Linked DNA regions of Mus musculus: regions 2 and 3 are each linked to region 1. The links are chromatin loops, found by intact Hi-C in ENCODE. Cell type or tissue: left cerebral cortex. All regions are shown on one strand.

Region 1 (2,500 bases):
GGAATGCACAAGAGGTGGCCCGCAGCACCGAGAGACACCAGTAATCAAATTCTTTTTGGTAATTCAGATTAACCAAACACTCGACAGGCGACAGAGGCTGGGCCGGGCAGGTCTGCAGCCTGTCAGGCCCCCATCCCAGGGCTCCCCAGGGACAGAAGCCAGATCCCTTTGAGGGCCTCGGAGCTCCAGCTCAGCATCTGTCTCAGGCGCGGCACTTGTCGGGGGACTGGCTGGAAATGATACAGAAATAGCTGGAGAAACAATGCCTCTCGCGGGCACACCGATGGGGAGGAGACGCGATGCGGGACGGGTGTAGGCGGGGGTGTCACCACCATCCTGGTGGGCGAGTGCGGGACTCCCGCCTTGAGCTCTTTCGGGTTGTTCCAGGTTAGATTGCACCTCCAAAGCACTACCAGGTAAACTGAGGCCTGGAAAGGTCCCTTGGCCACGAGTGACGGAACCCGGATTGCCCCTGGAAGTCCACGGGGCCACGCAACCCGCGCCCACCCGGCCTTCAGGTGCAGCTCCCCCGGGCCGCTCCAGGCCCCGTGCGCTCGCCGGTTTCCATGGCAACCGAGCAAGCCTGCCTCCATCGCGCCCGGACTCGCCGTGGGGACCGTGACCAGCGCGGCCCCGCCCCAGCGCGTGCCCCGCCACCCGTGTCTCAGCCCGCGGTCTCCGCACCCTCCGCGGGTCCCCGCAGTGGCCCAGCCGCACCTCCTGGGCCATCCTCGGCCTCTGCTGACCTTCCTTCTCGCGCCCCGCACTCACCTCAGCGCAGCCTGTCAGCTGCGTCCCCCGCGCGCGGCTCCCACGCCCGCCGTTAGCCGAGCTGGCGCCCGGCTCGAAGCGCCTCCTGCCGGCCGCGCAACGGACAGGGCGAGGCCTCCGAAGGGGCGGGGCCTCTGGGGGCGGAGCCTCTAAGGGCGGGGAGTCGGGCGAGACGAACAGAAACTTGACACCTCAGCGCCCAATGGGCAGAGACGGAGCCTCGAGTGGGCGGGGTCACATGTATTAGGGCGGGCCTGGCCGACCGAGAAAGATAGGCTGTGCGCTAGCGCCCCCTTCTGGTCCCCAACGGTAAGAACGATTCTCTAAGAGGTGTGGCCTTTGAGTGGGCGTGGCCTCGGCAAGGGGGCGGGGCTAGTTTCCCAAAGTCGAGTCGTGGTATCTCAAGGGGCGGGGCTGCAGGAAAGAAGGGCGTGGCCTGTTCTTGGGCCCCCCTGCTTTGGGGTTGTGTACTCTATGATCAAGTAGGTGGTGTTTGGCCTCCACCCCAGTTAGTGGACGAAGGTGGAGGGGTGGACAAAGATGGACAGGTACATAACTGAATATGCATGAAACTGACCAGGGACAGGAAGGCCAGACTTTTATTTTATTGAATATATTTTTATTTATTCATTGACAATTGCATACGTGTATATAGTGTGTGTTGTCAGCATTTAACCCCAGTTCTTTAATTTTAATGTATCCTTCGTAGAATTTTATTTTACATTTTAGATAGGGTCTCATAGATGCCAGATTGGCCTCAAACTCCATGTGACCAAGGCTGGCCTTGCACTCCTGATGCTATTACCTCCATTGTCCTTGTGTTGGAATTACAAGCTTGCACTACCATGCCTAGTTAATGTAGTTCTGGGGATCGAACCAAGGGCCTCATGTATGCAATACAAATGCTCTACCAACTGAATCACTTCAACCCTAAGCAGCCAGAATTTTAAAAACACAAGTCAAATTATGGCAGACTAACTTTAAACCATGCAAAATGGGACCAAATCAGCTCTAGGTCCTTGACCCAAATAATGTATTTTGCTTTGACTTCTCTCTGGTATGTTCAGTGATCTCAAACTGCACACCCTAACCCGAGAAGTATATCTTTTTGTGGGCAGTTTGTCAAGAACTATACTGTAGAGAAGTAGTTCTCAACTTTCCTTAATGTTGCAACCCTTTAATACAGTTCCTCACTGGGTGGTTTGAATAGATATGGCCCCATACACTTCTGTGTTTGAATGCTTGGCCCATAGAGAGTGCCACTATTAGGAGGTGTGGTCTTGTTGGAGGAAGTGTGTCACTGTGGGGGTGGACTTTGAGGTCTCCTATGCCCAAGCTACACCTAGTATGACATATGGTCAGCCTCCTGCTGCCTGCGGATCGAGATGCAGAACTCTCAGTTCCTCTTCCAGCACTATGCCTGCCTGGATGCTGCCATGCTTCCCACCATGATGATAATGAACTGAACCTCTGAAACTGTAAGCAGGCCCAGATAAATGTTTCTTTTACTTTGGTCATAGCATCTCTTCACAGCAATGAACCCCTAACTAAAACACTCATGTTGTGGTAACCCCCAACCATAGAATTATTTCACTGCTACTTTATAATTTTGCTACTGTTATGAATTGGGATGTAAATATCTGGTATGCAGGATACCTGATATGCAATCCCAAAAGGGGTTGTGGCCCATAGGTCGAGAACCGCTGCTGTAAAGTAATGGCCCCATGTT
Region 2 (2,500 bases), 290 kb after region 1:
GAATGAAAGGATAGATGGACAGTGGATAGATGAACGGATTGATAGATGGGTGGTTTGGTGGGTGGACAGATGGATGGATAGATGATGAACGGACATATAGGCAACAGAATGGATAGATAGGCAGACAATGGGGAGGTGTGCTGTCTCCACCTTCGAAAGTGCTAGAATAATAGCCCTGCACTCTGCCTATTTTATACGATACTGTAGATCAACAAGTATCAACCCTTCCCAGTGGCTGGGGCTCGGGGGTGGGGACACATCCTCCCAAAGCTTTGCACTTAGGTTCCAGGAAAAGGCAGAAGTTGGTTCTTACAGTGAGAAGCCAGGCCCTTCCTGCTCCTGATTAAGCCCCAGGGACCATAGCAACCACCAAACAAGACGTGCATTCCCCTAGAAAGTTCAGGGACGGAGTAGAAGCTGCTGTTGTGATCCAAATACCACTTACTGTGTGGTTGCTTCACTTTTTGGCATGGCTAAGAATTCATTTAAGAACAGTGTGGGCCTCATGGGGACTGAGAAAGACCTCACACTGAGGCCCCAAGCCAGAAACTTGCCAGACTCTCAGGGAGATGAATAGGGTTGAGAGACCCTAGTATCCGGTGAGTGTTCTGGTCTCTCCAGCCCATGATGACTGAGAACCAAAAAAGCGTGAGTCCTAGATTCAGAGCTCAGAGTTCAGGGGGCCACATCAGGAGGTCCATGCGGGCCAGAAGAAGGCAGATCTGGCTCTGTGTGGACTGATGGTGAGGTTAAGATGAAGCCTCCCTGTGCCCGGCCTACCAGGGTAAATAGCTTCCTACTAGAGATACTTGGAGCCCTGAAAAACAAGAGCAGCCATGAGCTGGGTGTGTGGTGAAGGGTGGTGCACAGCCTTTAATCCCAGCACTTGGGAGGCAGAGGCAGGTGGATTTCTTGAGTTTCAGGCCAGCCTGGTCTACAGAGTGAGTTCCAGGACAGCCAGGGCTACACAGAGAAACCCTGTCTCAGAAAAGCCAACCAACCAATCAAAACAAAGCCAAGAACAGTCCCTGTGTTACACCCTGCTCCAGGCCAGCCTTAGTCACAATTTCACAAAGAGAACAAACCCCATGACTCATCCAGACCACCTGGAGCCCTGTTAATTCTCCACAGCAGGGAAAGGGATACTTCCCTTCCTCTTTGTTGTCCTGGGCTGTGCGCACGCTGATGGCTGATGGTAGGTCGCTCCTGTCCACAGCAGACAGTTTTACCTGTAGCAGTCTGGGATGATCGCTCTTAGTGCTTAGAAGAGACCTGGGGGGAGAGGGGCCTCAGCGCCCCCCACCATCTTTATGGTTCCTCTGGATTCTGCGGACTTTGGTGACACCTGCTGGCCACTTGCCCTGTCTCTATAGCGACCACAGCAGAGGCTCCCAGCACCTCCATGAAGCTGATATGGGGAAGGGTCACCTAGGTGATTGGTGGCAGACAGGGTGAAGGGTCACAGCTTCTTGGGTCTGTCCCCTGCTGTCTTGATCCTCTATTACAAAAATCAGGAAAGTACAGGGGGGCTCCGTTGATAACCTGCTTACTTAGCACGCACACTTTCTGGATTGGGTCCCCATAAGCCATGCACAGTGCTGCATACCCATAACCCCCCCCCAACTTGGGAAGTAGAGGCAAGAGAATTAGAAATTCCAGGTTTGGCTGGTGAGATGGCTCAGGGGTAAGAGCACTGACTTCTCTTACGAAGGTCCTGAGTTCAATTCCCAGCAAAAACATGGTGGCTCACAACCACCCATAATGGGATCTGACTCCCTCTTCTTGTGCCTTTGGAGTCAGCTACAGTGTACTTATTTGTTTTTTGTTTGTTTATTTTTCGAGACAGGGTTTCTCTGTAGAGCCCTGGCTGTCCTGGAACTCACTCTGTAGACCAGGCTGGCCTCAAACTCAGAAATCCACCTGCCTCTGCCTCCCGAGTGCTGGGATTAAAGGCGTGCGCCACCATGCCCGGCTTACAGTGTACTTATGTATAATAATAAATAAATCTTTGGGCCAGAGCGAGCGGGGTTGATCAGAGAGAGCCAAGGTCCTAGAATTCAATTCCCAACAAGCACATGAAGGCTCACAGCCATATGTACAGCTACAGTGTACTCACATACATTAAATAAATAAATAAATCTTGAAAAACAAACAAAAAACGAAAACCAAAAAGTTTCCTGGTCATCCTTGGCTACATAGATCAAGGCCAGCCTGGGCTACATGAGACCATCCCAGAGAGGCTACCTTCAAAGCAGCAGCTAGCTAGCTATGAACCTGGTCTATCTCCCCTGTGAGTCTTCTGACAGAGAGAAAGGGCACAGAGGCACCGTGTCACTTTGTAGGTTTCAGGGACGAAGCTCACACGGTATCAGGCTTAGTAAAGCTCCTCACCTGCCTCGAGGCCTGCATCCTCTCTGCCTTTTTTTTTTTTAATATAAGATTTATTTATTTATTTATTTATTTATTTATTTATTTATTTAATGTAAGTACACTGTAGCTG
Region 3 (2,500 bases), 73 kb before region 1:
AGGGACAGTCACCACCTGAACAGTAGCTACAGCGTGAGAGCCTGGGCAGTCAGCAGTATTGGAGCTGAGCTGCAGGCGTGGGTGACTCGTGAGGCATGGTGGACATGACTGTCAGGATGGGATCACCAGCCCCTGGGGATGAGTCATCTCACCTTGTCTCTGTGGCTGGCCAGTCAGCCTTGAGCAGCCGGTAGGTGACTGAGTGTTACTTCCTAGGCCGAGCAGAAATGGCCTGGTCTGCTTGCTGCTGTTACTCATTTCTGGATTTGGGGGCAGGGAGCAGTGCAGGAAAAATAAACTAAAGAATTATTTATGCTGAGCAGTGGTGGCACATGCCTTTCATCTCAGCACTCAGGAGGTAGAGGCAGGTGGATTTCTGAGTTCAAGGCCAGCCTGGTCTACAGAGTGAGTTCCAGGACAGCCAGGACTACACAGAGAAACCCTGTCTCAAAAAACCAAAAGAGAATTCTTTAATATTACATGTATGTGCTTGCACACACCACAGTGCACACGAGATCAGGAGACAGCTTTTGCTACTCGGTTCTCTCCTCAGCCATGTGGGTCTTGGCTGGTTGCCTGGCTCAGTGACAAGCGCCTTTACCTACTGAGCCATTGTGCCTGCCACCAAGTAAATCTTCCAGTGCTGTGTACAGCCCAGGCCCCTCTCTCTGCCTTCCTTGGACTTGGAGAGCCAGGGAGCCTGGGCTGCTGCCTTCCCACCCTGCCCTCTGTTGAGGGAAATACCTGGGTCCCCTGATTGGCTCCTGTGTCCTTGATGTGACAGAAATGACATGCTCTGGAGCTGAAACTCACAAAGCCCTGAGTTTAATCCTGAGTGTAACCCCAGGCATGGGGTGCACACTGCAATCCCAGCACTCAGCAGGTGGAGTGAAGTTCGAGAAAGGTCAGAAGTTCAAGGTCAGCCTTGGCTAGGTAACAACTTGAAATGCAGCCTGGGCTACAAAAGAAATTGGGCCTAGAAGATGACTCAGCACATAAAAGGCCTTGCTAGATGCCCCTGATGACCCAGGGTTGACCCCTGGATCTCATGTGTAAGGCTGCGTACCATGGTGTGTATGTAGCTGTGAAGACAGCAGTTCAAAGCTCAAAGGCTTGCTACAGCAGTGGAAGAACGAGCTGGAAAGCAAGAACCAACTCTCAGAACGCACGCCATGCCTTGGTCACATAAGACATTTTAAAAGCTAAATAAAACTCAAGGTGTATTCATGAGGGCGCGGTGTCTTCTGGGTCCACATGCAGGTGGTGTTTGCCTAATTATGCTGCTTCCTAACTTAAGGATATGGAAGGCTAGACTTGGAGGACTTTTATGTGCTCCAGTGGTTCTGCACAGAGGCTTCCAGGTTTCATGGTGCTCAAGGGTGCAGGCTCCTGCCTGCTGAGAATTTTTGCAATTTTCCTGAGCCCTGGACAGATAGTTCTTCAGAACTACTCAGGCACTGACAGCACATGGCCACCAGATGGCGCCACCGCACCAGTTTATTGATGCGCACGCCTTTGGCCCCACCCACAACTCCATCCTTCACTTTGTTTCTGGGCTCTGTATTGGGGCTGGAGTTCCCTCAGGAAAAGTTGAATTTAGGCTCCGGCTGAGGTGTGCGGCTAAGTGGGGTGCACCTATCGAGGCCACGGGGTTACTAAAGCCCACGTGGGCCTCGTGTCCGGATTCACGTTCAGGGAGAGCTTTACTTGTTACCACTAGGCCTGTTGGGCCCGGGCCAAACTCCCTCCCCGAGCTGGGCCTGGACAGATGTGTTCAGGGAGTGCTATCTGTTCCTGTGAGGGCAGGAAGGACAGTGTCATTAGTGACTTAAAAAAAAAATTAGCCTTTTGCTTTATTCAGTGAGTGTTTTTGCCTGCATGCATGTCAGCGCGCCATGCGCATGTTTTGCATGCAGAGGTCAGAGAGCCTCAGACCCACTGGAACTGGAGTCGCAAGCTTGTGAGCCCCCATGTGCTGGGAATTGAACCCAGGTCCTCAGGAAGAACTCCTAGTGATCCTAACCACTGAGCCATCTCTGCAGCCCAGAACCTTGGCATCCTTCAGTCACAGGGTACATGGCTCCACCAGCACTGCACAGAAAGTTGATGAAGCCATGCCAGCTTGAACAAGGGCAGAGGTGTTTGAAGACACACTGCCCTCTTCTTGTTGAGCACCAGACAAAGCCAAGTGCCCACTCAGATGGCAGGGGCTGCCCTGGCCCCTCAGAGGGTCACATACGGTATTCAGCCACTCTTCCTACCTTCGTCTGGCTAGAGGCTTGGGCTCCAGGCTCCTAGGCCCCCGTGACGTTGGTGAAGCTTTTACACCTCCTCGGCTGTTATAATCACCTTTCATATGAATGCTTGACAACCCGTTTGCACACATGCCAAGGTTTTAATATGTGGTATGAATGTGTGTGTGTGTGTGTGTGTGTGTGTGCCTGCAATGGAGAGGCTGGGGGTTGGTGCGGAGTGGTTGGTTTCCTCAGTTGCTCTCCAC

The links. A loop is a pair of places that touch in the nucleus more often than their neighbours do. Peaks named below come from ENCODE experiments on the same cell type or tissue, not always from the same donor. Only the 100,000 strongest peaks of a DNase experiment are listed, where the experiment ranks them.
Region 2: it touches region 1 in a loop (2.2-fold over the local background); 3 of 42 quality-filtered maps call a loop at or near these places.
Region 3: it touches region 1 in a loop (5-fold over the local background); 24 of 42 quality-filtered maps call a loop at or near these places.

What each region holds. Positions count from the first base shown.
Region 1 is chr5:142,550,209-142,552,708 of GRCm38, forward strand. Radil (Ras association and DIL domains) reads right to left here and starts at 890. Exons shown (of 15, transcript NM_178702.4): 1 at 772-890. In left cerebral cortex, a CTCF peak has its summit at 943; DNase peaks (open chromatin) are centred at 258, 622 and 991; H3K4me3 peaks cover 1,064 bases; H3K27ac peaks cover 839 bases.
Region 2 is chr5:142,841,193-142,843,692 of GRCm38, forward strand. No RefSeq gene overlaps it. Among named protein-coding and RNA genes, the nearest start is that of Gm52793, 12 kb to the right of the region's middle. In left cerebral cortex, a CTCF peak has its summit at 1,342 (motif pointing left); no DNase peak of the experiment used is centred here.
Region 3 is chr5:142,477,487-142,479,986 of GRCm38, forward strand. It overlaps Ap5z1 (adaptor-related protein complex 5, zeta 1 subunit), which reads left to right. Exons shown (of 17, transcript NM_172725.2): 17 at 1-1,229. Among named protein-coding and RNA genes, the nearest start is that of Ap5z1, 15 kb to the left of the region's middle. In left cerebral cortex, a CTCF peak has its summit at 1,476 (motif pointing right); a DNase peak (open chromatin) is centred at 1,478.